Regions from separate parts of the Homo sapiens genome. Here region 2 is linked to region 1. The links are chromatin loops, found by intact Hi-C in ENCODE. Cell type or tissue: PC-9. All regions are shown on one strand. Each heading gives the region's core, and the rest is flanking DNA. Links, peaks and the distances in the headings are about the cores only. Region 1 holds the start of LRRD1 (leucine rich repeats and death domain containing 1). Region 2 has its middle 23 kb from the start of GATAD1.

The links. A loop is a pair of places that touch in the nucleus more often than their neighbours do. Peaks named below come from ENCODE experiments on the same cell type or tissue, not always from the same donor. Only the 100,000 strongest peaks of a DNase experiment are listed, where the experiment ranks them.
Region 2: a loop joins it to region 1, with 9 times the contacts of the local background. A loop is called at or near these places in 2 of 110 quality-filtered maps.

The regions. Positions count from the first base shown.
Region 1 is chr7:92,177,662-92,180,572 of GRCh38, forward strand. LRRD1 (leucine rich repeats and death domain containing 1) reads right to left here and starts at 1,481. Exons shown (of 6, transcript NM_001161528.2): 1 at 1,346-1,481. CYP51A1-AS1 (CYP51A1 antisense RNA 1) reads left to right here. Exons shown (of 3, transcript NR_122110.1): 3 at 1,190-2,911. RefSeq lists a silencer at 1,342-1,451. In PC-9, for the core only: CTCF peaks have their summits at 1,399 (motif pointing right) and 1,612; a DNase peak (open chromatin) is centred at 1,330; H3K4me3 peaks cover 487 bases.
Region 2 is chr7:92,423,476-92,426,386 of GRCh38, forward strand. It overlaps the pseudogene TMBIM7P. Among named protein-coding and RNA genes, the nearest start is that of GATAD1, 23 kb to the right of the region's middle. RefSeq lists a silencer at 1,252-1,371. In PC-9, for the core only: CTCF peaks have their summits at 1,278 (motif pointing right) and 1,483; a DNase peak (open chromatin) is centred at 1,256; H3K4me3 peaks cover 1,722 bases.

The DNA of each region.
Region 1 (2,911 bases), core at 164-2,663:
TTGTGTGGGGAGGCCAAGGTTGTGTGTGATGACAGACTAATTATGCCAAATTCCTGAGCAAATTATTGCAGTCTACTTAGCTGCAGATCAACACCATTTTCTCTAAACTATTTTATCAGTAACAAAGATGATATTTTGACCTACATCTGCCTGACTATATTTGATGATACAGAACTTGGGAGGGGAAGAAAGGGTGTTATTCTTTAAACAGCACAGATATGCAATGAAATTTCCATTAATCCAGAATATACATAGTGGTTAACATGCAGTGATTTGAAATAAAATATTATTTGAAAAGCTATTTTTATAGCTGCAAAATATTGCATTGAAGAGGCTGCCACCAATTATTTGTTTCCATATGAGCATTTTAAAGGCTGATACACAACATTTTAAAAATGTATATGCACCTTGAGAGGCCCAGGCGTGCAGATCACGAGATCAGGAGATCGAGACCATCCTGGCTAACACGGTGAAACCCCGTCTGTACTAAAAATACAAAAAATTAGCCAGGCGTAGTGGCGGGCGCCTGTAGTCCCAGCTACTCGGGAGGCTGCGGCAGGAGAATCGCTTGAACCCGGGCGGTGGAGGTTGCGGTGAGCCGAGATCACGCCATTGCACTCCAGCCTGGGCAACAAGAGCAAAACTCCGTCTCAAAAGACAAACAAAAAACTATATGAAAAAGTCTCTCATTATTTTCACAAGCATTAAGAATCTCACTTAAAAACATGGCTGGGCGCGGTGGTTCACGCCTGTAATCCCACCACTTTGAGGGGGCGAGGCAGGCAGATCACTTGAGGTCAGGAGTTCGAGACCAGCCTGGCCAACAGGGTGAAACCCCGTCTCTACTAAAAATACAAAATTAGCCGGTCGTGGCGGCGCGCGCCTGTAATCCTAATTACTCGGGAGGCTGAGACAGGAGAATTACTTGAACCCAGGAGGCAGAGGTTGCAATGAGCCGAGATTGCACCACTGCACTCCAGCCTGGGCAACAAGCGCGAAACTCTGTCGCAAAAAATAAATAAATACATACATACATACATACAAATATTGCCAATTTGATAGGCAAAAATATATGCAAATTATGTTTTAACAAATATTAATAAAGTTGAACAATGGCCCAATGTAATTTGTTACCTATCTGAAAGACATGCACATTCAGGGAGTTACAGTACTTTTTCATGTCTTGCAGCATCAACAAATTGTTTTCTAAATGTGGAAAAAGAGACATTCAGTACAGGCTAACGTAACGTGGGACAGCATGCAAAGCCATGAGAAGTGGGAAAATGAGAGAGAATCTGGGCGTGGCTTACAGGGCTGCTGAAGTAAGACACACCCTTCGCTTCACCTGTGGCCTCCCGCGGCGGCTGCGGCTCCTTCGCAGGACCGGTAGGGGGCGCGCGCGGTTGAGTCCAGCAATTGCGAGGACCTCCGCAGGCGCAGCCCAGCACTGACGCCTCTCCGGGCCGTGGCTCCTCTTTCCCAGGCCGAAAGCGGCCGGGCCCTCTGCTCCGCTGCGCCCTGGCGCGGCCGCACCCACTGCGCGTTTGTGAGCTGGCCATCGGTCACACTGGGATACTCGAGGAGGAGGCCTGGGGCCTGCATTCAATTCCCTAAGAGGGACCCGCGCTGGCCGCTGCAGGCGGGTGGAGAACGGGCGTCTGAGTCTTTGGCTTTCGTACCGGAATCTCCCCGGGAGATTTTACAAGCCCCTCCGAATGTTCTGATTGAATTGGTCTGGGGGGGTCGGTCCGGGCATCTAACGAGCAGCCGGGATGGAGAATTACTAGTCTGGATTCTGGTCCTCAGAGGTTCACTCACGTTAATCAACCCGAGTCCATCTTGGTGGGATTGTCTTGCTCCGAGGCCCTCCCACTGAGCTTTATTTTCCTGCCTGATTTCGGGGTCCGCTAACAGGATGAACAGCGGACCATACAGGCACGGTGAAAATGACACTTGGTGACGTGGAAGACCCAGCTTGCCACAGTTGAGGCAGAGCTCCTCAGGGTCTTTTGTCTTAGTTATCCCCGAGCTATTTTTCAGGAACCGACAGGCTCCCCCACCCCAACACCGGATGAAGGCCAGCAACTGGAGGCCAGGAATAATCAAGCACGCTCTCATTTCAAAGAGGTGACGATTGTGCCCGTGTTTAAAAGGGATGCCTGAGACCATGAGGATTTGGAGTTTTGGAGGCGGATCTGCCTTTGGGGAGTGAGCGTAGGGCCCTAAGATGTGGTTGTGCTTTGAGACAGTTCCCAGGGTGATGTGTCCCATCATCCAAACATTGCAGGATAAGTCAAAGTTACAGAAAGACTCTAGTTTACTTCCAGCCTAACATTACCAAAATACGGTATTTGTCAGAAAACATGTAGTATTTGTATAATTTGAGAATGTAATTGAAGAACCCGATATAGAGCTTTTAGAAAGGGGAAATAGAAAACTTAAAAAGAATCTTGCTTGGTATATTAATACCAACATCTAAAATATAATAAAATTGAATAAACCAGTGAGTTTTATACTATGATTGAAATAAAATGCCACTATGTTCTTAAGAGTGCTAGTTTAACAGGAAATCTCCAATGCATTATTATCTAGACTCATCTCAAAGGCTCACTTTTCATTTGCATGGGCCCTTGCTATTTGTAGGGTAGGAGGCAGCACCTCGTTCTGGTGGCTGCCACCTTCATGAGGAGACACTCCTTGTTAACAGGATGGTTAGCCCACGGCTCTTCCCAGCCCCCTTTTCCACACCCAGTAAATTGTTTTAGTTTATGGCCCTCAGCTGCAGTTGCAATCATCATCAAATTCCAGTTTTGAATTTAAAGGTGAATAATGAATGCAATGAACTTTCTAGAATTTATGAAGGGCAGTGATGTTCCTTTTTATCTAATAATTCTACATGTGTAGCCTTTCA
Region 2 (2,911 bases), core at 252-2,751, 250 kb after region 1:
CCATTATAGGGAAAACAGTGTATCTAGTCTCCATACAAATGATATTTAATAATGTGCTTGCTTCCAGCCTTCCTCTCCAGATGACTTTCTTCCTCTTATACTGGATCGGTTGCTTCCTATTTCTCCAGCTCCAGCAGCACATGAAGGAGGTGTACATGTGTGTGGTGTGGATGGTGTATATGTGAGTTTGAGTGAGGTGTGTGTGGTGTGTGTGCCTGTGTGTCTGTGTAATATGTGTAAGTGTGTGAGTGTGCATGTGTATGTGGTGTATGTGGTATGAGTAGTGTGTGTAAATGTGTGGTGTGTGTATGACTGTGTGTGTATGTGCTATGAGTGGTGTGTGTAAATGTGTGGTGTGTGTGTGACTGTGTGTGTGTATGTGGCGTAAGGGGTGTGTGTGGTGCGAATGGCATGAGGGGGTGTGGAGTGTGTGTGACTGTGTGTTGTGTGTGTAAATGTGTGACTGTATGTGTAATTGGGAGCGACTGGGAGGAGACAGGGAGAGAGAAGAGGAAATGGTTTCAAGCTAGAAAATGGCTTTCGGTTTTTGAAAGAGTGGAAGAGAGAATAGGAAGAGGCCGTGGAAGTCACAACTGTCTGAAGACTTCAAGAGCTCAGAACATGGGCTCAAGAGGCCAAAATTCTATGGGACAAAAGCTGTTGTCAGTGAAATGTGTTTTCCTTTTTTCCCTCAACTCCTTTTCTGAAATGGGCTTTTTCCCATATATCTTTTAACCCTTGGGCATGAGGTTAAGTCTGGAAAACATAACTAATGCTTTGCCCCTGTATAATATCTCTTCTTTTAAGCCGTTACTTGCTTTGAGATAAACAGCAAAACCTCAGAGATGAGAGCTTCCTTGGAGACCAATAACTTTTATCTCTTGTAATAAACGTTAAGGCCATTTAAAATTTTTAAGTAAAAAACTCAAACATTTCTGGGAAACCAGCACGCCCTCCTGTCGCCCTTCCCCCACCGTCTCGGCTCCCAGATTCCCGCCTCTGTCTGGCTTCCAGCCCCGCCCCGTTCTGAGTGTGATCTGTGCTGTCAGTGCAGGAACTGGGACACCCCACTGCTGGCCCGGGCAGTGAACAGGGTACCCACACCAGCTAAGGAAGCCTCCTCCATGCTTTGGCAGGTGAGGCAATGTCCAAACGTGGACAGCAGGCAGCCCGTCTTCTCCAGCCTCAGGAGCTAGCTATTCCTCCCAGCATGTAAATCCCCAGGGTCGCTACACCGTACTGGTGCTGAGTCTCACCGACGGTCACGTGTTCTTGCTCACTTTGACCACCAGGGGGCGCAGAACCAAACCTAGGCTCCAGACGCGTGCATAGGACTTGATGCATTTTGTACACTAATCTAACCATTATCTTTATTTTCTAGCCCATTTTTCCTTTCATCAGATTTCTCCATTAATTGATCTTATCTTCGTATATTATGGATATTTTTATAAGCCACCTCAAGTCTTATTTGGAATCAGATGGGGAATAAATCAATTGGTAAATAAATCTTCCCGTGAAAGAATGATCAACACTGCTTGGGAAGAAATGCCAACCTTCCCCAAAAAAGAATCGTTTGCTGGCCGGGCGCGGTTGCTCACATCTGTAATCCCAGCACTTTGGGAGGCCGAGGCAGGCGGATCACCTGAGGTCAGGATTTCTTAGACCAGCCTGGCCAACATGGTGAAACCCCATCTCTACTAAAAATACAAAAATTAGCCGGGCGTGGTGGTATGCACCTATAATCCCAGGTACTCGGGAGGCTGAGGCAGGAGAATCGCTTGAACCTGGGAGGCGGAGGTTGCAGTGAGCCGAGATCGTGCCATTGCACTCCAGCCTGGGCGACAAGAGCGAGAGACTTCGTCTCCAAAAAAAAAAAGAAAGAATTGTTTGCTGACAATCTCCTGAATCATACTGAGACGGTTCTGGGTTTTCATAAGAGGACCCAAACACTCTCGGAGTTACTATCTGTGAGCTTCAGAGAGACCACACCTCCGGGAGGCAAGAGGTTTGGCTTGACCCGCCTGACTCCTGGAGGATGCCGGGTCCCTGGGGAGGAGCCCTGCGACCTTTGGGGAGCTAAGCCCTGAGTTGGAATGCAGGGAAACTGGTGGAAATTCGAGTTCTATTCAGGTTTAGAAAAATCTAGGAGCTTCAGGTACCTGCTGAGAGCTGGCACGATCCTGGGGTTTCTGTGGGCAGCACAGAAAGGAATTGGCTGCAAGAAAGGGAGCCACCCTGGGTTCTGTGGTCTAGGGTGGCACCAACGACAGAAAATGGGCAGATGTGGCGAAGCCTTGTGAGTGGAAGCCACCACAATGAGGCGCTGGGGAACCCGGAACGCGGGACCAGGAACCAAGCCGCAGTTAAATCAGGAGAGCCCTCTCAGCCCCTGACTCTGCGGTGCTGGGAAAGCCCTCATGAGCTGAGATGCATCTCAAGCTGTGGAAATGAGGGAGAACCTCGCTCAGAGATGGGTTCTGCTTCCAGTGGGACTTCAAGAAGAAATAAAATACATTTTACAAGAATAAAGAAATATAAACTTCTTGCACACGACTTTGTGAACTAGACGTGGAATCCACTCTCCATAACGAAATGTGTTTGCACCTGAGAGGGGTCCCAGCAACAGTCAGGTTAACTGTTCCTGAAGTGCAGCCCAGACTCGGGAGTGCGCTCCCCAAGGTGCCCTCATCAGAGGCAAGTGTGCCAGCAGGAAGTCGCCCAGATGCCCAGATCCCCTAATCTGCTCAAAGGGTGTGATACCATCTCATAAGTTTACTACTTCATTACAAACAAAATTCCGCCAAGAGAATGTTTCACAAGTAATTTCTATCTGTATTGTTCCACAGGAAGAGTTTCCACAATAAAATGAATGAATTTAATAACGCGACAAAAATATATTTCAGAGGTGAAC